3 separate regions of the Homo sapiens genome follow, and regions 2 and 3 are each linked to region 1. Evidence: read pairs that join two places in POLR2A ChIA-PET (ENCODE). Cell type or tissue: HepG2. All regions are shown on one strand. Each heading gives the region's core, and the rest is flanking DNA. Links, peaks and the distances in the headings are about the cores only.

Evidence for each region. Peaks named below come from ENCODE experiments on the same cell type or tissue, not always from the same donor. Only the 100,000 strongest peaks of a DNase experiment are listed, where the experiment ranks them.
Region 2: POLR2A ChIA-PET joins it to region 1 with 10 read pairs; 5 of 35 experiments call an interaction of 5 or more read pairs at or near these places.
Region 3: POLR2A ChIA-PET joins it to region 1 with 63 read pairs; 19 of 35 experiments call an interaction of 5 or more read pairs at or near these places.

The regions. Positions count from the first base shown.
Region 1 is chr1:93,613,952-93,621,676 of GRCh38, reverse strand. All of the region lies in intron 3 of BCAR3 (BCAR3 adaptor protein, NSP family member), which reads left to right. Among named protein-coding and RNA genes, the nearest start is that of BCAR3-AS1, 26 kb to the right of the region's middle. RefSeq lists enhancers at 3,611-4,263, 5,571-6,223, 6,877-7,529, 7,530-7,725. In HepG2, for the core only: a CTCF peak has its summit at 1,998 (motif pointing right); DNase peaks (open chromatin) are centred at 3,346, 3,926, 5,926, 6,386 and 1 weaker place; H3K4me3 peaks cover 495 bases.
Region 2 is chr1:93,428,919-93,436,643 of GRCh38, reverse strand. No RefSeq gene overlaps it. Among named protein-coding and RNA genes, the nearest start is that of FNBP1L, 15 kb to the left of the region's middle. In HepG2, for the core only: a CTCF peak has its summit at 2,753; a DNase peak (open chromatin) is centred at 2,786.
Region 3 is chr1:93,839,808-93,847,532 of GRCh38, reverse strand. It overlaps MIR760 (microRNA 760), which reads right to left and starts at 701; the gene lies at 622-701. It also overlaps a transcript of BCAR3 not described here. RefSeq lists silencers at 301-440, 621-1,000, 1,091-1,150 and enhancers at 1-605, 1,281-1,410. In HepG2, for the core only: CTCF peaks have their summits at 1,192 and 3,091 (motif pointing right); DNase peaks (open chromatin) are centred at 1,162, 1,702 and 3,082; H3K4me3 peaks cover 1,142 bases.

The DNA.
Region 1 (7,725 bases), core at 1,414-6,413:
AGTGAAGGGGTTCCCGTGCTGGTTAAAGCTGCTCCAGCGGCCATAAGAAACTGCAATACTACTTGCCTCAAGGCTATCTATCCCCTCCTCTTACCAGCCACATCCCTGCTACAACCCGGGTGTGTGCAAGGTGGCCAGCCAGGGTGCTTTATCAGTCCGTACTCACTTCTGTGACCACCAAGGTATTCTCACCTCCCTTCCTACATGCCACTGAAAGTCTTTCTGGATCAGAAGGAATTTTTTGGTCACGTGACTCTTTGAAATTGGGTAAAAGTCATAACCCCTCTCCTCAATGAACACAACAATTTGTATACAGTTTCTAGTGGCCCATGGAAGCCCCAGTCCACCCCTAGGTTCAGAACTCCTCATCTGGACTGATTCTCACAGCTACTTTGGCAGGATACAGAATTATCCAGTACGTCACTTAGATGGTAATGCCCATGATCAGCTTATGACCATGAAAAAGAGATATTTTCCCACTGAAATATTTTGTTTGCATGGCTAGAATTTGCTTGACAACAGAAAAGCGATTGATAAGACCATTTTCTCTCCAGGCTGGAATGGGTGGGGTTACTCCTGACTCCACCTCTCACCTGGTACTGACCCCGCCCTCCGCCCCTGGGTTCCTGCCTTCCTAGGCGGGTGATCCCTTGCAGGCAGGTTCATCCACTCAGCCACTTGGCAGCCTTTCTAGGTGGAGATAGGGATGTGTGGCTTTAGAAGAATGCACTGTAACTCTGGCAGATTCCTGCCATTAGGGACTTGAGAGAAGGAGATCTAGGCAGAAGGCAGTATCTGGGAGGACACAGAGAGAAAGTCTAGAGAGGGCAGAGGGGTCACAACATCTGAGGAGCTATACCAGACACGGTTGTAGTTCTAGAATTGGTTGGTATCAGACAACCCAGTAATACAGGGCGGGGAAATATGAAGGAGTCGGCATGTGAGAGGTGGTTCTCTGGGGATGCTAAACACATGTGGAAGATCTGTTCCCAGGGCTGAATTGCAGGGCCAGGGCAGGAGGAGGTGGGGCTGGAGGAGTGAGGATCCTGTAGGGCATCCAATCAGGACTGAGGCTGAAGTCCAATTCTGCAACTAGCTTGGTCCCAAGGCAATGGGAAAGGAGGGGTACCACCCAGGCCCCATAGGCAGAGGGGGCCCACAGGATCCCCAGTCAGATTGGCTCAGACAAGGGTGGTACATGGAGAGCTGGTAGTTGTGGATGAACCCAGGAGTCCCCTGGGTTAGGATCATGTGAGCAGATGCTGTGGATACACCTGCTGCCTGTTAAACAACTCCTAACATGACAGAGACTCTGGAGTAGACAATCCTGAGACATCTGGGCAAGTGTGATTAAAACCATATGTGGTATTTGAATAAGCAGTTTTAGAATTTAATGAGTAACATATATTTTAAGGCTAAAAGCTTTTAGAAGTCTCCTTATTATACCAGCTCCTAAGTATACCAGCTGGGAGCCAGCCAGTGGTCAGTGGCTCATGGCATGGGTGGGTGTCCACTCTCTTCTCGTGGCTACAGGCGTGGTTCCTGTAGCCCAGCGTGTGGGTGGGCGTGTGCCCTGCGAGTACAGTGGGGAAGATGGGGTTTGTTGTCCCTTCTTTCGAAGGGGGAAGGAAGCTCATGTTTGTAGAGTGCCTACTATGTGTTGGGTGCCAGGCCCTCCATGTGATATCTCACTTGATGCTTACAATAACTTGGTAAGTCTGGGGAGGAAACTAAGGCTCAGAGAAGTTAATTAATTCCCCAAAGTCACCCAGCTAGCTAGTGGTGAAGACCAGAACCCATCCTGGCTCGCTCTCTAGCCTCCTACCTCCAGGGTGTGTTACAGAGCCATTTTGAAGACAAGCAGGTGTCTGTCTCACAGCTCAGTTTTGGAAGATGCCATTTTGCAGAGGTGCTTGTGAGACAGAGAACTGGCGCAGTGGAGGTGGGAGAGAGGCAGCTGTTCCTGGCTGGTAAGGCCTCCAGAGGGCCTCGCAGATGCCCGTCTGCCCATTTCTGCAGCACTCTGCATGGGAGGGACCTCTGAAGGGCTTTGTGGTCGTTGCCTATTAGTTGCTTACATAGCTCATGCCTACCAAAAGTGGATGGAAAGGGAAAGAGAAAAGTGTACAGCAAAGAAAACCCAGGAGCTGAGATGGCAGGAGAAGTAAGTGATTGCTCCAGGTGTAATTGCTTGCATAGTAAGTGTAGAAGAAAAGGAATCTTGGGAAGTAGGTGGTGAATCATCTTGGATGGATAAGACTCCAAGGGGTATATGGATGGGCTTCTAGTGGATACAAGAATCCCCTGAAGCAGAGGTGTCCAAGAGGGAGAATGGGTTCTTAGTTTCTGTTTCTGGTTGGGCCAGTAAAGCCCCTTCCTCATCCCTCTTTTCCACTTATCACTAGAGACAGAAACTAAAAACCATGGCTTTGGCTGGGCACAGTGGCTCACGCCTGTAATCCCAGCACTTTGGGAGGCCGAGGTGGGCGGATCACGAGGTCAGGAGATCGAGCCCATCCTGGCCAACATGGTGAAACCAAGTGTCTACTAAAATACAAAAAAAAAAAAAAAAAAAATTGGCGTGGTGGCATGTGCCTGTAGTCCCAGCTACTCGGGAGGCTGAGGCAGGAGAATTGCTCGAACCTGGGAGGCAGAGGTTGCAGTGAGCCAAGATCGCGCCACTGCACTCCAGCCTGGCGACAGAGCGAGATTCCGTCTCAGATTAAAAAAAAAAAAACAAAAAAAAAAAAAACCCACGGCTTCAGGCTGGTAAATGCCTAAAACAGAGCAAAACGGAACAACATAGTAAAGCGGATTGGACAAGTTCTAATTGTAAAGCATTGCAAGTATGTGTCTTTTGCTCTAGAAGGAGGGCCCATGACTTTCATAGAATCTCAGAGAAGGCCAAGATCATCAGATAGTGAGTCTGCCATTTGAGAGCTTGGGATTATGTCCTGTATGTATTCTTTCTTTTTCTTTTCTTTCTTTTTGCCTGAACGCTAAAAACAGAAAATTGAGCTTGTGTAATATAAGATTTCTGGGGTGACACCAGGAACTAGGTGGTAGTGGTAGAGAGGTGAATGGGGCAGAATTGTGTGTGATAGCGTAAGAAAGCAAAACAGGGCACAGTGCCTAATTTTGCTTCGCATTACTCAGTTATACAATTTTAATAGCTAGTTAGAGAAACAGAAATTGGTAAGGGAAGACAGAAGGCCCAGCAGAGAGAAATCTGCTGTGAAGACTGTACTTTAGTCTCTTTGTTTATGTGCTAGGCAGATCAATATTGCTTCCGGATAGAGACCATTTAACAGCCATACTCTTTCATCCCCTTGAGGAATCTGGGGAAACTGTTAGACCAGGATATGTACAGCACGCACTCCTAAATGTACTGTCTGTGTTCACCAGGGCAGGCGAACGTCTTGTCCACAGCAATACACAAAGGGGGCCAGAGGGCGCAGGCATTGTTGCCTGCCCTCCTCCCACTAAGTCTTGTTTGCATTCCCTTTCGGAGCAAGAAATCAATCAGATTTGCATATAGGGAAATGTGTAGAACTGTCTTTGGCAGCTTCTGTAGCTACTGAGCCTGGCTGGAAGAGGAGCTGACCTTTTGCACAAAGTCCTTTCCTCCTGTCCTCCCTGGTTTCCCAGCTCTCCTCCCTCAGGCCCTCTGGCTCTTTGTGGGAAGGTGTGTGAGCTGCTGGCTTATTTGTTCAGAATCAGGCAGAGATAGGGTGGGTGCTGGGGAAGTCTTGAGAAGCAAGGCTGCGGATCAACTTGCCCCTTTATCTGCCTAGGGCTTCCCAGGCACCTGCCACACTGCTCTCCACAGAGCCGAGTCTGCAGAGGCTGTCCTCACCGTGACGCCAGGCTGGTGCTGAGTGGGGCAAGGTCCAGGCTAATCATTGCCTACTTCCCAGGGCACCAGGAAAGATGGAGCTGGTTGCATCAGCCTCATGCCCTGGCTCATTAAAGCTGTCTTTGTTCAGCAAGAGCCAGATCACCTGGGTTTAGGGGAAGCAAAAAGCCAGAAAGCATTGATCTTTAGGGGAGAGGGAGTAGGATAAAGGGTCTTAGTAGTTGCCACAAGATGTTTTGAGCTGTTCTGATCACGATTACTGGTGTTCACCCCTGACCGATGTCCCTTTGGGCAGGAACAAGCCAGGCCTTGAAGCCTGGGGTGAGTCACTGTCCTCTAGCCATGGGCAGAGTCACTGTCCATGGGGCCGCTTGACAAAGCCCAAGAGTGCCTCAGTGTAAGGCTTGATGCCCTGATTCTGGGCTGCTTTGGGGAGGGTTTGGGGCTATGGGCAGTATTACGTTCCAGATGTGCTGAAACAGTGAAAAGCAGGTACCTAGCAGGCATATCTTTCTCCTGCCATCTCCCTCCATGCCCTGTTGGAGAGAGGGCCTACCTCACTGGGAGCCTGATCTTCTAGCAGGGACCGTGGTGCTTTGGGAAAAGGACTCTGCACTCACTCTCTTGGCCCTTCTCAGCTGAGGGGCTGCTGCCAACAGGAAGCATGTGTCTGCTGAATATGGCTGGCAGGCAGCTCCTGTTTCCATGGTTACTAAATAGGGCAGGTTAGTATTAGGGCTGCCCAAGGAAAAACTGGCATTGAGGGCAGTGCTTATGCAGGGGTCTTCCTCCGGCCTGCCTTAACCCCCTTTTTGAATTAGAGGGTGGGCAACATTTGGCCTGAGGTAATAGAGGTTTCCTTCAAGGACCCACCTGGCTTCCCAGCCATGGCTTTAATCACAAGTGTTTCCCTCGGTGCAAAGGAGTGAGCCTTCCAGGCAGCCAGAGAAGGGCGGTGGATGGGAGTTCACCCTGTAGGACCTTTTCCAGAGCTCAGAGCTGCCTGACTGGGCCCCTCCCTTCCTCAGTCCCTGGGAGTTCCTTAGAAATGCCCTCCCCTATCCCGAAAGGGGCATGGTGTTTAGAAAGCCCTGTATCCAAATTTGATGAGTCCCAAATCCCACACACCAGATCATCAGAAAGTGGCCCACTGCCCCAGGTCACAGCCCTTTCACGGGGCTGTGTGAGTAACAGGTTTAATTATAAGACATTAAAAAATCTATTTGTGTTTCTATGTGATCAGATACCAGATTCTGCAGTCTGAGGTTGGAGTCCCTAGCCCTTTGTTCTCTGCTGAGTGGTACACAGGTCTGGTCCTCTATTTCTTTGTAACTAGAATAATCATTGTGGGGAGAATGGGAGGAATTGATCAGCGTAAATAGGCAGCGTTTAAAAGCTTAACAAGTCAGTGAAGGGCACTTTGAGAATGTATGCAATTATCATCTTTAGTTACAAAAACAACACGTTATTTTAGTCTCTCTCCTTGACCGTTTCAGGAGAAAATTGATTAAAACCTTTGAGTGCTGCTTCAGAAATTATTTTTGGTGTGAAATAAAAATAAAAGATGCTTAGGAAACAGTTACCTAATAAGATTAGTCATTATTTAATCCCGGTGGAACAAATTCTTTGGGTATTTTGGAGATATTCTTAGAATAAACAGAGAAAACCTCAGGTAACAAGAGCTGTGATACCACAGTGACCTAAGTGTCTTTGGTTTTGTTTTTACCCTGGCTGTGGAGCACTTTATTCGTAATTCTATGTGATTTACATGTCTGAGTTATTTGCATATTACTTTCAGGAATGCATTTCATTCACGATTTCTGGGGGAAGGGTGTCTGGGCTTCGGAGTCTCTTGGCTGACTAATCTCACGAATTTCTGTGCAGGATTTCAGTCACTGCCCCCCTCCCTTTTCTCAGGCCTGGGATGGTGCCTGTCTAGCCTCTTGGGGAGGTTTTTAGCTTGAAGGAATCGTTATTTGCTCTCCAAGGAGAATACCAGGTGAAAATGGCCCATTCTGTGGTGGCTAATGGCCTGATTGATGAGTCATGCTCACAGAACTGCTGGGGCCTGGGCCTGGCTGCTCACACGGACTTACCCTTTGAACTCCATCTAACGGAAATGAGGGCAAGCCAGAAAACGCTTCCTCACAGGTGCGGTACTGGACCTTCGAGGACAGTGGGGACCCACTGACCAGACAGTCTTCAAGGGCTCTTCCAGCTCAGAAAACCCTTCTGAGTTCTGCCACCTTGGTGCTTCCTTCTAGGTTCTCTGGTGGACTTTCTGTGGCCTGGGAGCCGTCAAGACTGCAGACCAGACCTCCAGAGTCAGAGAGGAGAATGAGTGAGGGAGGAAAGCAGAAAGGAAGTCATCGCCCACACTCGCTGTGGCAATAGCGCCTCACTTAGCAGCTCCATCCCCATGTTGACACGTTGATGAGGCCGGGCCCTTGCCCTTGCGTGGGTGTGAGACTGTGGCTCTCCATACCTGCTCACTGGGCCCAGAGCAATTTCCTATTTTTGTGGGCAGACTTGACCTAGTCCAAAGGCCAAGGTCTCCCGAGGATTTGACGCTAATCCCGTTGGATATTTCTCATACCTCCCTCATGCCTCATCTGGTATTGTTCCTTTCTGGACTGAATAGATCTTGTTTCTTCCTCATTACAAGTTTCTGCCTGTGTGAAGTTTTAGAAAGCTTCAGGACACATTCCATATTTGAGGCCGAAGCCACAAAAAGTTAATATTTGGAGCGGTAGGATAGGAGAGGAAGAGCTACAGGCAGAAATCTGGATTTGATTAAAAAAAAAAAAAAAAAAAAAGAACTCGTTGAGCATCCGCTATAACTGGAATGAAGGGAAAAGCAGTTAGTTTTCCCTAAAGGTGTTATGTGGCTCTTGGTAGGGGTAGAGGCCTCAGGTCGCAGGGAATCCAGGAGGGCCTTGCTTGGCTGCGTTGGATGCGAGGTTTGTGTGCAGGATCTAGGTTACGCAAAGTGGGTAATCAGAGTGGCGATGAGTAATTAAAGTGAAGGATTTAAAGGAAGGTATAGGACAAACAGTTGAGTCAGAAGTGGGTACACAGTCCCCATCCTCCCAACAGGTTGCACAGCCAGGTGGGAGGGCATAGGGCGCTCAGGGTGTTTGCTGACAGACTTGCTAATTAAACACCAAAAGGCAATATTGCTTTGCCAGTAGTGATGGCTGTGCCAACGTTATCAGCTGCAAACTGGCTGCCAGGAGCATCTTAATTAAAAATAAACAGCTCTGGAGGTGGGCTTGGGAGAGTGAGGACAGGGATCCTGCCTGGGTTACTTAGTACATCTAGTATTTCTCCTAGGGAAAGTCACTTTTAGGCCACCTCCTTTCCTCAAAGGAGCCTCTGTTCATAACAAGGTGGTGTGAATGTACAACTTACCCTGCTTCCTTAAACCTCTGGGTGCTGGAGTGACAAGCAGACAGAACCACTAGGAGCAGGTCGCATGGTACAGTTCAGCCCCAGAAGGAAATTCTGGGTCGGGGGAGAGGGGCTGCTAATGATTTCTGCCTGGTCTCTAAATTGAGGGGACAGCTAAAGCCCAAGGCCTCTTCTAAGAGGGGTTAGAATTTCATCAGAAAGCAAGTCTGGTCACATGAGAATTTCTGGCACTGTGTGCATGGCAGGCTGGACACCAGCCTGCGAGAATTGAGCGAGTGGATCGTATTGGCTTCAGCAGAGGGGAAAAGTCCCAGACTAGCCTGGGAGAAGGAGCCGACTCACTCCCCCGGCTGCCGACTTCCCTGACTTCTGGGCAGAAACAGCACAGCTGCTGTGGTGGGCTAGGGCTTTAACGTCCGAAGCCCCCTTTCTTTTAACCCTAAAGAAAGTGTGTGGTC
Region 2 (7,725 bases), core at 873-5,872, 180 kb after region 1:
TTACAAATAAAGCTGCTATGAACATTTGTGTAAAAGATTTTGTAGGGGCCAGGCATGGTGGCTTATGCCTGTAATCCCAGCACTTTGGGAGGCTAAGGTGGGAGGATTGCTTGAGGCCAACAGTTTCAGACCACCCTGGGCAGCGTGGCAAATCGTCATCTTTACAAAAAAAAAAAAATTAGCCAGACATGGTGGTGCATGCCTGTGGTCCCAGCTACCCAGGAGGTTCAGGTGGGAAGATTGCTTTAGCCCAGGAGGTTGAGGCTGCAGTGAGCCATAATCTCACCACTGCATTCCAGCCTGAGCAACAGAGTGAGACCCTGTCTCAAGGAAAAATAAAAAGATTTTTTATGAACACATGCTTTCCTTTATTTTTGGAATGAATACCTACAAGTTTTTGCCAGACTGTATAATGATCTGCCAAAGACGTCCATGTCCTAATTCCCTTCTGCCATTTACCTTATATGACAAAAGGTACTTGGCAGATGTGATTAAGTGAAGGGTGGGAAATTGAGGTGGGAAATTCACTTGATTACCAAGGGGGCCCAATGTCATCACAAGGGCCCTTGTAAGAAGGAGGCAACAGAGTCAGAGTCAGACACCAAGTGAAGTGACAACGGAGCTGAGAGAGGGATTGAAAGATGCTATGTTGCTGGCTTTAAAGATGGAGGATGGGAGCAGGAGCCAAAGAAATTCAGCCAGTCTCTAGAAGCTAGAAGGCAAGGAAACTGAATCTCCCCTGGACCCTCCAGAATGAACCAGCCTTTCCAACTCTTGACTGTAGCCCAATGAGATTGATTTTAGACTTCTCACCTCCAGACTGTAAGATAATAAATTTGTGCTGTTTTAAACCACTGAATTGGTGGTAATTTTTTATAGCAGCAATAGAATAATATAATAGAATGTAATGACTGAGTTATATAATAGTGATGGCAACTGCAGCCTGTCTGGAGTGGCCTCAGGCATGACACTGGCTGCAGTGGGGAGGCACCGCTGGGGCTGCGTGCTCCACAGAGCCAGAGGGATCCAGGAACAGATGGAAGCCCCGCCCCTTTCAGAGTTGGAGGGGTAGAAGCCCTGCCCTCCAGGTGCACCTGCAGTCACCCAGCCGGGGTTGTGAACCCAGGCATTCCAAAGCTCTGGGGGCCAGGAAGGCCCCCTACCCCTGCAGGCTTGGAATTGTCTGCTCCTCTCCCTACTCCTGGTGCCTGGTCTGATTTTGGAGCAGAGTTGAGACCCCAGCCTGGGCACTGTCATGACCTGGCCAAGTGTGTATGCTTGGGGCAGCACTGACACACCAGCCCTTGCCACCTCAGTCCGCACTGGACTTTGGGCACTGAGGAGCATGGGAGGGAGGCTGAGAGGGGGCAGAGGGTAGCTCAGTGTGAGCTTGCAGGTGCCCCTCAGCATGAACAGCCTGGGTGCTGGTGAGCACCATGGACAGCAAGTTGACGGCAGCAGGAGGCAGCCAGGCTCCTGGGTGGAAAGAGGTGGTTCCTGGTGAAGTCCTACCTTCAAGCCAGGGATGGCCTGAAGGCTGTGGCCCGGGCTGCCAGTTCCACTGTCTGAAGTGAGAACTTATGGTGCTTTTTTCAGGTTCTCCCATGGCCGCCCACGGACCAATCAACATGCACTTTCTCCATTCTGAAGCCCATAAAAATCCCTGGACTCAGCCAAACTCGGTAGATGACCTGTCTGCAGATTGGAGCTCCCCACTCCAGCTCTAGTCTCCACTGAGGGATGCAGACTTGTCAGGATGAACTGCCTGTGGACAGGAGCTACCCACTCCAGGTCTCATCTCCACTGAGAGCTGTAGAGACATCCAGACAACCTGCCTCTGGATAGGAGCTACCCACTCCAGGGCTTCTCTCTGCTGAGGGCTGCAGACATTGGGATGACCTGCCTGTGGATAGGAGCTATCCTGCCTGTGGATAGGAGCTATCCTGCCTGTGGGTAGAATCCACGCTGAGGGCTGCACAGACAACGGGACAACCTGCCTGCATATAGGAACTATCCACTCCAGATCTCCTCTCTGCCGAAGGCTTCAGAGACATCAGGGTGATCTGCCTGTGGATAGGAGCTACCTACTCTGGGTCTCCTCTCCACTGAGGGCTGCACAGATGATGGGACAGCCTGCCTGTGGAGAGGAGTTACCAACTCCAGGTCTTCTCTCTGCTGAGGGCTGCAGAGACATCGGGGCAACCTGCCTGTGGATAGGAGCTACCCATTCTGGGTCTCCTCTCTGCTAAGGGCTGCACAGATGTTGAGATGACCTGCATGTGGATAGGAGCTACCCACTCCAGTCTCCTCTCTGCTGAGATGATGGGATGACCTGTCTGTGGATAGGAGCTACCCACTCCAGGTCTCCTTTCCGCTGAGGAAGCAGAGATGTCAGGGTGACCTGCTTGCAGAAAGGAGCTACCCACTTTGGGTCTCCTGAGAGCTGTACTGTTGCTCAATAAAACACCTCTTCACCTTGCTCACCGTCCAGTTGTCCACATACCTCATTCTTCCTGGATGTGGGACAGGAACTTGGGACCCCCAAATGGCAAGTCTGAAAGAGCTGTAACACTAACAGAGCTTAAACATGCCCCCCTGCTCACCATGTTGCAGGTGATGAGAAGGAGAGAAGAAAGGAGAGCTGCGACCATTTGGGCAACCCAGACCTTGAAGCTCCCCAAGCCAGGGCTGTGACACCTTCTTTGGGGCTGTGTGGTTCCTGGTGTCTCCTAGCTTCCAGGTGCCACCGTGTTCCCCAGTGCCCCTAGTGGAAGCTGCTTGCAGTATGCCTGGTCCAGCCACAGCCTCACAGGGGGCCGGCACCTGTGTCAGCACCTGGAGCTGCCTGCCCCACTGCAGCCGGCATGCCTGGCTGTGTGCAGTGGCCAGACCCCATGCTCACTCACACATTCCTCACCGCTCTGTCCCTGGCTCACCCTTGGTAGGTGTGGGATCCAGACCAACAGTGCAAGCCAAGTGCAGCCTGACAGGCCAAGTGGGCAAAACAAGCCCCGCAGGCCTGAGCAAAACTTGGGTAAAGGTGCCAATGGCCACAGAGGTTTCCAGCAGGTGAAGCAACACCCCAAAGATCTCATGATAATAGGTTTATGTTTAACTTTTTAGGAAACTTCCAAACTGTTTCCTAAAGAGATTACATCATTTTCAAGTACCACAAGCAGTGTGTGAGTGTTCTGGTTGCTTCACATGTTCACCAAAGACTAGTATTGCTAGTCTTTTTAACATTCTAGTGGATATATGATGGTATCTCATTGTGTTTTAATTTGCATTTTCATAACAAATAATGATGTTGAGCATCTTGTCATGTACTTATTTGCCATCCACATATATTTTTTATGAAGTATCTATTTAAATCTTTTGCCCAGTTTTTTATTTTGAGATGGGGTTTCAGTTTGTTGCCCAGGCTGGGGTGCAGTGGCTATTCACAGTGCACTACATGATCATGGTGCACTACAGCCTCAAACTCCTGGGTGCAAACAATCATACTGCCTCAGCCTCCCAAGTAGCTTGTATGATGGGAATGGGCCACTGTGCCCAGCTTTTTGGCATTTTGAAAATGGAATTGTTTGTCTTTTTATTATTGAACTGTGTGAATTCTTTATATATTTTAGATAACAGTTCTTTTATTGGATAATGTTTTTTCCCAGTCTATGACAATGTCTTCAGAAGAGCAAAAGATTTTAATTTTTGTAAAGTTCAATGGTTTATGGTTGGAAATTTCTGAAACGGTTTTCAACAATCCCTACCTTCTGGCATTTGTGACCTTGTGTAATCCTCTTCCCTTGAATGTGAGTTAGACATAGTGGTTTATTTCTAATGAATAACTTGTGGCAAAGGTGATAGAATATCACCTCAGAATTACACTAGAAAACACTGTGACTTGCTTCTTGCTTGTACCCTCTCCCTGACTCTTCTTTTATCCTCCCTTTGATGAAGCAAGAGGCTCTATTGTGAGCTGCCCTACTGAGAAGCCCACAGGGCAAAACAGAGTTACCCCTGGCCAATAACTAGCAAAGAATTAAGAGCCTCTCAACAACCCTTGAGAACTAAATCTTGAAAACAACAATCAAAAGTGGATCCTTAACCAGCTGAGACTTCAAATGAGAGCACAGCCCCAGTTAAAAGTTGACTGTAGCCTTGTGAGAGACCCTTGAAGCAGAGGTCTCAGCTAAATCATGCTGGGATTCATGACTCACAAAGGTAATAATAAGTACTATTTAAGTCACTATTTAAGGATTAGAGGTAATTTGTTGTCCCACAGTAGATAATTCATACAGTGACTTTTTTCTTTTATGCTTTTTGTATCCTGTTTAAGAAATCTTTGCCAAATCCAAGGTCATGAATATTTTCTCCTTGTTTCTTCTAGAAATTTTATAGTATTAACCCTTACAATTAAGTCTAAGAGCCATTTTGAGTTAATTTTTTGTGGACAGTATGCATATAGTGTGAGGTAAGTGTATATAATCTGTGTATAGCATGAGATTCATTTTGTCACATATAGCAATTCAATTGCTTCAGTGTCATTTGTTTAAAAAAATTATCCTTTCACTATTGAATTGCATTGACCCTTTGTGAAAAATCAATTATATTTCTAATTCCAAACTCTCTATTCTATTCTATTGTCTGTCTTTACACTACCATATCACATTGATTACTGTAGCCTTACCTCTAATTCCAGAGTATCTGCTCTGTTCTATTTTCTATCTACACCAATACCATACCGTCTTGATTACTGTAGCTTTATAGGTCTTAAAATCAAATAGTGTAAATAAATAGCTTTATTATTTTTTAAAGTTGTTTTGGCTGTTTTAGATTCTTTTCATTTTCAAACACATTGTAGAATCAGCTTGTCAATTTCTATTAAAAAATTGCGCTGGCCTTTTATTGGGATTGCTTTGAATCTCCAGGGGGAGAACTAATATCTGACCAATATTGAGTCTTCTGATTCATGAACCTGCCATATCTCTCTGCTGTATTTATTTAGGTCATCTTTAGCTTCTCTCAGCAATGTTTTGTCATTTTCAGTGTGCATGTTTTCAACATCTTTCATTAAATTTATTCCTAAATATTTTAAATTTTCTAGTCTGGGTGCAGTGGCTCATGACTGTAATTCCAGCAATTTGGGAGGCCAAGGTGGGTGGATCACTTGAGGCCATGAGTTATGGACCAGCCTGGCCAACATGGTGAAACCCTGTCTTTACTAAAAATATAAAAATTAGCCAGATGTGGTGGCGCATGACTGTAGTCCCAGCTACTTGGGAGGCTGAGGCACGAAAATCACTTGAACCCAAGAGGTGAAGTTGGCAGAGCCAAGATCATGCCAATGCACTCCAGCCTGGGTGACAGAGCAAGACACTGTCTCAAAAAATTTTTTTCAATGTTATTATAAATGGTATAGGTTGTAGAATTTTGATTCCTGACTGTGGTTAATATTTTTATGTATTTTGTACATTATATATACTTCAATGATGACTCACTTCTTAGTTATATAGTTATATTATCTTTCTTGAGGGGTTCCTTAAGATTTTCTACCTAGATGATTTTGTTGTTCCAAATAAAATTTTCCTTCTTCTTCTATAATTTATATACTGTTACTTCTTTTTATTTTCTTAATAAAATGTTGAATAGAAGAGGTGAGCATGGAGGACCCATCCAGTGGCTCATGCCTATAAACCCCAACACTCTGGGAGACCAAGGCAAGAGGATTACTTGAGCCCAGGAGTTTGAGACAAGCCTGGGTAACGTGGTGAAACCCTGTCTCTACCAAAAATACAAAAAAAAAAAAATTAGCTAGGCATGCTGGTGCACAGCTGTATTCCCAGCTACTTGGGAGGATGAGATAGGAGAATTAATTGAGCCCAGGAGGTCAAGGCTGCAGTGAGCCATAATAGCGCCACTGCATTCCAGTGTGGGTGATAAAGCGAGAACCTGTCAAAGAAAAAGAGGTGAGCATGGACATTTCTTTCTTTCTTTGGAATCTTAGACAGAAAGCATTCAGTTGTTCATGATAAACCATGACGGTAGCTGTAAATTTTTTATATATGGACTTTGTCAGGTAAAAGAAATTCCCTTCTATTCCTACACTGATGAAAGTTTTCGTTAGGAATGAATGTAAGACCTTGTCAAATGTTTTTCTTTCAGCTATTGAGAAGAATTTGTGTGTGTGTGTGTGTGTGTGTGTGTGTGTGTGTGTGTGTGTGTGTGTAGATTAAATTACATTGGTTAATTTTCTAATTTTTTTCACCAGTCTTGCATTTGTGGGATAAACTAGTTTGGTCAGAATATATTAACCATTGTATTCATTACGGGATTTATTTTGCTAACATTTTGTTGAGGAATTTTATTTCAATGTTCATGAAGAACAGTGGCATACAGTTTCATTATCTTCTGTGTTTTTGTTTGGTTTTGGTACCGGGTGAATGCTAGTCTCATATAATGAATTAGGGGAAGTTTCTTCTTCTTCAATTTTCTGAAAGAATTTTTGTAGAACTGTTATTATTTTGCTTTTACATTTTGGTAGACTTCAACAGTGAAGCCATCTGGGCCTGGAGTTTTCTTAATGGGAAAATTTTTAATTAAAAATTTGATTTCTTTAATAAAAATAAAACTTTGCATATTACTATTTCTTCTTGAGTAAGCTTTGGTAGCTTGCCTATTTCATTTAAGTTGTTGAATATATTAGTAAAAAGTTATAATAGTCCCTTATTATCCTCTTAATGTTTATAGAACCTATAATTATGTCACCCTTTCCTTCTCAATATTAGTGATGTGTATCTTCTTTTGTCTCCTATCAGTCAGGCTACAGGTTTATCAATTTTATTGATCTTCTCAATCTGTTTTTGGCTTTATTGATTTTCTCTATTCTTCTTGCTTATTTGTTTTCCATTTCTCTGATTTCTGCTCTTATATTTATTACTTTCTTTGGCTGATTTGGATTTGAATTGTTCTTCTTTTTACAGTTTCCTAAGGTCACTAATTTGAAACAATTTTTAAAATATATATGCCCTTAATGCTATATATTTCCTCCTAAGCACTGCTTTAGCATCATCTCACAAATTTTTCTTTTTACTCAATTCAAATAATTTCTAACATTCTTTTGCTTGCCTTTTTGATACTTGAGTTATTTAGAAGTGTGTTATTTATGTTTAATATCCACCTATTTGGGGATTTTTCAGATATCTTTCTGTTGTTGAGTTCCATTTAATTTTCTTGTTGTCATATTTTGTATATTTGAATTATTTTCAACTTACTGAGACTCGGTTTTTGATCAGAATATGACTTATCTTGGTAAATGTTTTGTGGATATTAGAAAAGAACATGTATTTTGTTGCTGTTGGGTGAAGTATTTGATAAATTTCAATTAGGTCAAGTTGGTTTATGGTGTTTGAATCTTCAATATCTTTACAGATTTTCTGTTTATCTCTTCTATTAAATTCTAATGAGAAAGATGCCAAAGTATCTTACTATAATTGTGAACTTATATATTTTTCCTTGCAGTTCCATCAGTTTTATTTTGTGTATGTGAAGCTTAATTATCAGGTGCATAAACATTGAGAATTGCTAAGTTCTCTTGACCAATTGACTCCTTTGTTTTATCTCATTTTCTTTTCTTTTTTTTTTTTTTTTTGAGATAGGGTCTCACTCTGTCATCTAGGCTAAAGTATAGTGGCATAATCATGGCTCAAGGTAGCCTCAATTTTTCCCGGG
Region 3 (7,725 bases), core at 873-5,872, 230 kb before region 1:
GGCGACGGCCCCGCGCTCTTCCGACCGCGCCTCCCGTCGTCAGTGTCACCGAGACCCAGCCGCCGCGCTCAGGGCACTGCCATCCGCCTCAAACGCCAGCCGCAGGCTCTCGGTCTCCCCGCAGTGGTCGCCCCTCAACAAGGTCGGCGACCCAGTTGAGCCAAGGGCGGCCGCAGTCCGACGGTCCCACCTGGTCGGTGTGAGGGCAGCCGCAACCCGGTCCCCTTCACGGTCCGGGCCCAGCCGTACGAATCACAGTCGCGCTTTTCCCTCCCCGGCTCCCTTCCTGCCCCAAGCGCCCCGCCTACCAGGTCTCTCCGGCGGCCGCTCCAGCCCGGCCGGGACCCCAGAGTTGCAGGCCCAGGCCAGCCGTTGCACCGTTAAGCCGGGCCGGTGACGCCGGGCCTTTACGTCGCGCCTGTGAGCGGCCGAGGCCGAGCGGCCTCCCCTCGGGCTGCGAGACGTAAGCGGCGACCCCTCTCGGGCCTGGGCTCTTCCCTCGCGCCCGGCCGCCGCGCCCGACCCAGCCGCGGCTGGACCTGCGCGCGAGCGCCGCCGCGCGACGTCTGTGTGCGTGCTTGTGCGTGTTTATTTGCGCGGGGTTCGAAAAACGGGGTTTGGGTTGCATTTCGCTCCCCACAGACCCAGAGCCGAATTTCTGAGGTATCCGGGCTCTGGTGGACTGAGGGGGGCGACGCGCCCCGCGCCGCAGCATCCTCCGAGAGCTCGTCTTGCCGCCAGCACCTGCCTCCAAGGACGCCGCGCAGCTGCCCCGAGCCCGCGCGCCCGGGGCCCGCGACTGCGTGGGCGGAAGCCGGGAGGGTGTCAGCACGCGTGGGAGCGCTGGGAGCATGCGTATGCGGGTGCATGTGGTCGGAGGGCGCGCGCTCGAGCGCGGCCGCGGGGTTTCCTGGTGGCTGCGAGCGGTGGGGACGGCAGCGGGCCTGGCGCCGCTGCCCAGAAGGGTGCGGTCGCCACGAATCTGAGAGGCGGCTGGGTGGGGGCCGGCAGGTTTCCAGTGCCCGCAGTGATCCCCATCCGCAAGACCCCGAAGCCCTTTGAAATAGACGGTCAAAGCCGCGTGGTTGCTCTGCGACTGCAGCGGCGAGACCGAACGCCCGGCCCCCGTTCCTATTAGCTCACAGCAGTCCCGGCCCCGCCTACGGAGGATTCGCAGGGCGGCCGCTGGGCGCGCTTTCTCGGCTCGGCCACAGCCCGTTTCTGCACCAAACCCGCCAGCCGCGGCCCACCCTGTGCTTCACCCATACCCGCCCCTGCCCAGCATCGCCAGGCCTCAAATGCAGAATAGTCTCTGGCAGAGTTCAAAGAGGGAAAGGGAAGTCCTGGGAAGAGTCCAGTGTGGTAGGGATTTTACAGTCTTACTTAACCCCAAGACGAAGCTATGGGGCGGGTACATACACACCACCGTCCCCTTTATAATATAAAGAAGGGAAACTGCAGCTAAGAGAGGTTAAAAAACTCGTGTAGGGACGCCCAGCTAGTGAGCGTGGAGAACTGTGATGAATCATATTTTGTTATGTTTGCAAACTAACACGTTAGCTTTCACGGTTTCATGAATGCTGACAGAACACACCAGACTTCTGAGTCAGAGATAAAAGACTATTACAACAAAAGCAATAGCCAGAGTATCACCATTTTTGAGTTGGCTCCCTGGACCCCAGTTCTCACAGGAACGAAGCACACGGGCCCAGATGCATGCTTACACACAAGATGGGTTGCATTACAGAAGAGGAATGCTGAGCTTGGGGAACCCACCATGTTATAGTGAGCAGTAAGCAAGCCTGCTCTTTGTTCCATAGGGAGACATTACCTCATCCCTCAAGATTGCTCGCTGCAAACACAACGCTGAGAAATGGCCCAAGTAAAGCGTGATCAGGGTCTTGCATTCTTGGCACATCTAGGAAGAACGTGCAAGGATGCGAATTGTGAATCGCTTCTCCAAACAGTAAGTGGCAGAGCCCTGATTGGTGCCAGGCCTATTTAATTATACTCTAATGTAAACAAAGTTTTATATATATATATATATATATATATATATATATATATATAAAATTGTTATGCCCCTTTAATGAATTAAATGTCTTCACATTGCATGCAGGGAGAATTCTCATATGGATAAAATTAGCCTTTAAAATGGAATATGGTTTTAAATTGTATTTATTTAAACAAATCTTTTTTGAATTCTGAAATATGCCAGGCACTGGTGGCATCTCAGGGTCTCCACTGGTCTTAGGAGTTGCTCACAGCCGAAATGGGAGAAGAGATGCTCTGTATGCCTGTGGGAAAACCATACAGAGGAATTCTGCCTGGGGTATTGGAGCCAAATCTCAAATGATGAGGAGTCATTGACGTGATTAAGTGACAGTTGAGATGCGTATATAAAAATTCTGGAAAGGGGGAATTGGGAAAGAAACAATGTGCTAAGGAAAGATGTGTATGTGTTTGATTCCACTTAATGATTCAAACGAATAATTTTAGATATTTTATTCCACTAGATGAAGCCAAAAAAATTCCTGTATCATGGAAAATATTAGAGATACAGTGTTAGCAGACAGTGTGGGAAAGCCAGGCTTTCCCTGTGCAGCCTTCTGTGAGCTATCAAGGTTGTACTTCTTATACCCTGCAATTAGAAGACTGGGGCCAGGTGCAGTGACTCACGCCTGTAATTCCAGCACTTCTGGAGGCTGAGGCGGGAGGATCACTTGAGGCCAGGAGCTTGAGGTTACAGTGAGCTATGATCGCGCCACTGCACTCCAGCCTGGGCGACAGAATGAGACCCCATCTCCAAAAGAAAAAAAAAAAAAAAAAGAAGAAAGTCACAGCCAAACAAGGTCAGGTGTGTGGTGGTTCTCTGAACAATTAACTAAGCAGTTTATAGGTAGCAATGTTAGCATGTAAGAAAAATGAAAAGAGTATTTAGTTGCCATCTGGGGAGAAAGATTCAGTGGGTGTTGTCTTCCCCTTATCTAATCTGGCTGAATTTTCTCAGGCTGTATCTGTAGTAAACAGCCATTATACAACCTGAGCTAAGAATTCCCGCAAGTGAGAAAGCAACCTCTTCCTGCCAACAGAGGGAGTCAAAGCATGGGTTATAACCACTTTCAATTAGGCTGATTGCAGCACATCTGCAGTTTGAGTTCGCTGGACAGCAAAGCCCTAAATTAAATACGGTTTCATGTTGGTGTTTTATTTTTATTTTTATTTTGAGACAGAGTCTCACTCTATCACCCAGGCTGGAGTGCAATGGCATGATCTTGGCTCACTGCAACCTCCATTTCCCGAGTTGAAGCAATTCTCCTGCCTCAGCCTCCTAAGTAGCTGGGATTACAGGCACGTGCCACCACACCCGGCTAATTTTTGTATTTTTAATGGAGATGGGGTTTCACCATGTTGTCCAGGCAGGTCTTGAACTCCTGACCTTGTGACCTGCCTGCTTCGGCCTCCCAAAGTGAGGCGTGAGCTACCGTGCCTGGCCAGCAGGATTATTTTTAAGTTACTGTGTGGTTAGTGATTTCGGCCTTCCCAGAAGCTCTGGAAATGGACTATACTTCTACTGTATATATTTGCACTAGCTTTGCTTTACTCCAGAGGTATAAGGTTGCTGGAGTACCAGTTTTATTCAATTCAATGAGTAGGGACAATACAGTTAGGCCTACTGTGGGAACCAAGTGAAAGTTTAAGACATAATTCCTACCTTCAAGGACACTCCAAATTTCCTAGGAGAAATACGATTTATGAATATGAAGCAATAAGCAAATGAAGCAAGGTAGCATGTGAAAAAGTGGCATAATGTGACTGGGCATTCCTACCGGTAAAAATTTTTCAGTTTGGACCCCCAAGGAACCAGGATGCTCTATTATACTACTAATAAAACATACCTAAAAAGGAATTTTTAAAGGGTGAGATTTAAAAAACAAACAAACAAAAACTGTGGTAGTAGCAGTTAAGAGTACAGCCTGTGGAGTCAGGACCCTGTCATTCAAATCTTGGTTCAGCCTTTATTTGCAGGACATGATCCTTAACTTCTCTGCCTGAAAAATTATAAAATTGTTATGAGAATTGCAAGAGTTAATCCTCTCAAGGACTTGTCTCAGTTCTGGCACATGGTAAGTGTGTAACAAATATTTGCTATTATATTAGTAAGTAGCTCTTAATAAAGAAATCCCACATCCTGCAGAAACAAAGGACAGTACAGATACAGCATCAGCTAAATTTGTTGCAACCGGAGGGACATTCTGCAGCTCCCTACCCCACTCCTACTCAGCTGTACATTTCATTTCTGTTACCGAACAGAACACTTAGCTTCTCAGACTGAAGACATCTACCTTCAGCTTCAATTCCTCACAGTTCTTAGTTCAAGAACCTTAGGCACATTTTTATTTTCATTTGTCCCACCCACCACATGGTTTCCCAAGACAAGGGTACCATCCACCCTTAAGGACTTAAGAAGACTCATTTCTTGCTAGAAAAATCTACTCACAACGTTGAAATGAAGGCCTTTTTCATCCTAAAATCTACTCACAACATTGAAATGAAGGGCTTTTTCATCCTAAAATATCTCAGTGCTGAGTGTGATTACTGAGCCAGGCCAATAGCCAAACCACATTAGGTGGCCAGGCAGGAACAGGGGAAGGAAAAGAAAATTTTCCAGGATGAAGAAAAACATAACGTCAAGACAAAAATGAGGGTTGGATGGGTCCTTATGGAAGTACAGTTTGGGGTGATGGAAGATGTGTCAACAGACGAGGTTGGGAAGGTAGGATCCAGGCCAGATACGGCAAAAGGGGTAGGGGCAGACTTGATTCAAGATAAGGAATGTGGCAATGGGAAAGCATTTGGCATGAGAAAAGCTGTGTTTAGAGTGATTACTATAGGAGGGGATGTGCAGGCAGAATGGAGTGGGTCCAGAGGGTCAGGGAGACTACTGCATCCTATTTAATTTGTCTGATTTCTTCATCTTTTCAGAAAACCGTCTGAGGGTCCAGTAGTGACCTTGGGGCATACAGAGATGAAAAACACATGTGCTTGGCTTACAAGCCTTATAGAAAGGATGATAGTCCAGGCGTGGTAGGTAGCTCATGGCTGTAATCCTAGCACTTGGGGAGGCTGAGGCGGGTGGATTGCCTGAGCTCAGGAGGTCGAGACCAGCCTGGCCAACATGGTGAAACCCTGTCTCTACTACAAATATAAAAATTACCCAGGTGTGGTGGCACATGCCTGTAATCCCAGCTACTCGGGAGGCTGAGACAGGAGGACTGCTTGAACCTGGGAGGCAGAGGTTGCAGTGAGCCAAGATCACAGTATTTGCACTCCAGCCTGGGCAACAGAACGAGACTCCATCTCTGGGGAAAAAAAAAAAAAAAGGATGACAGGTACACAAACAGCTGTGATGTAAAATAAAAAGGTCTTTAAGTGAGGTGCAGGTGTGGTGATACGGGACTTCAGGGAAGAGAAAGATTACATTGTGAGAGGGAATTACACAGGGAGGCTGCATTTGAAATGGGCTATCTAACCTAGGACTGACTTGCGTACAAGGAATGCTGTGGCTAGGGCGCAGGGTAGAAACCAGACTCAGGAGTTATGAGGAAGAAGATAGGACAAGGCTGGGAAAATAATGGAGGCTGAGCAGTTCAGTGCACAGTGTTTAAAAGGGTGCCAAAAACTTGACCTTGGTTGCAGCAGGTGCTGGTAAAGAAGGTCACTGGGGTTCAGAGTACTGGTGACAAAGTCAGGCATGGTTCTGTGCCATCAGCCTGTTCAGAAGAGGACAAGAAACACAGCTAAGGATAAAGGGAACATGATCTGGTCCCGAAAGGGGAAGGCTTGGGAGGCTGATTGAAAGACTTAGACTGGTAGAGTGGTATTCAGAGAAGAAGTCTAGTCATGAAGGAAAACTGAGGCAGATGCAGGTATATCGTGTCTAAGGCAGGCAGCACCACCAATTCCAGATCTCATGGCTGGTTGCCTGGCTGACCAGGCTTCCAAGCCTAGTAGGGCTCAGGAAGGATGTAGGAGTATCTTGTAAGTGGCAGTTACCTGTCTCTGCTGTTGAGATGGCTAAACAAAGGCTGAGCCTTACTTGGGTCTTCAAGGCTGGTCAGGCTTGTCCCTGCACAAACAAAAGACCACATTCATTCATTTAAGCATTGAGACTAGCCAGGCTCTCCACAAGTCTCTTGGGACCCTTTGGTGAAGAAGACAAATGCTGTCCTTGCTGCCATGGACCTTGCAATCTTGAGCAAAGTCAGACAGCAGAGCATGAATGAGTATAGGAAATGGGCTTGACTTAAGAGATACAGCTGAGAAAGTCAGTGGGGCAAAGATCCGGAAGCGCTTCAAATGCAAGGCTAAGGAGCCTGGGGTTGAGCAGCCCCATGTCACCTCCTCCGAGAATTTTCCCAGACATTCTTCTGCAGCCTAGTCTGCTGGTGGTGGGGAGGGACTCCTGGATTCCCAAGGTACTTTCAAAGCTCTATAATTTTCTGTGTGGTTTTCTATCTCTTCTCCCAGACAATAAGCATCTTGGGGGAGTGGGAGGAAAGTGGGGGGAGCACGTCTTCTTTTCCTTTATCTTTGTAACCTCAGTCCCTAGCATTGTGGCTAGCTCACAACAAGTAGCTTTGAATATTGATTGAACAAATGAATGAGTCCTGTAGGCAATAAGGAAGCTACTTGACTATGTGCCTAGCTTATCTTCTGCATTAGACCAGAAGCTCTTGAAAGCTAAACATCCGTGCTTTCTAACTGTTTTGTAATTCTCCCCAAGGCTTGGCAGAATATCATGTACACAGTGGACACTCCATAAATGATGCCTGAATGCGTTTGTGGAAGTAGAAGTGGATCTTCAGTGTCCTAATTCCTGCTTTCAGTGACCCAGTTTGGGGGAGTAGGTCTTAAATTTCTTCCCCTCAGAATGACATCTCTGCCTTTTAAGTTCTCAACAAACTAGTAGGATGACTTCTTCTGGTAAGCATATTTGGAAGGAAAGGCATTCTGAGCCCCACTCGTGGGCCTCACAACAAATAACCATCTATTAAAGCTTAGTGAATCTTAATTGTTTAGCAGTTGAAAATAATAATGAAGTAATAACGCATCACACCAGGCACTTTTCTGGGTTCTTCATGTATATCAGACCTCACTTAATCTTCATAACAACCCTCTAAGGTAGGCAGGATCATTGCCCCATTCCCAGATGGGAAGGCAAACCACAGGGAAAGCAGCAGGATTGAATCCAGGCACCTGTCCCCAAGTTCACATATACCCTGGACTACAGCAGTTTCTCCTAGAAAAGAAATCAGGAGAGAATCAGCAAGCAACTGGGAGCAGACTTGTTAGACTAGCGGTCTTCAAACTCTACCACGCTCTAGAATCTTGATGCCCAGGATGCACCCTGAGGCCAGTTAAATCACAATTTCTGGGGATGGGACCCTGGCATCAGCATTTTTTTTAAACTCCCTAGGTGATTCTCATATGTAGCCAAATTTGAAAATAATGCCCTCTGCCCTTCCTGCAAAAATGCTGACCATGAACCAGGAGTATCAGCATGACCTGGGAGCAGATTAGAAATGCAGGCTCTCGGCCCCACCCTAGGCCTGCTGAATCAAATCTGTATTTTACTAAGATCCCCTCAGTGACTCATTTGCACTAAAGTTTAAAATGCACTGGTTTAGGGCTTAGGTATTCAAGCTCTCATTATTCCACTTG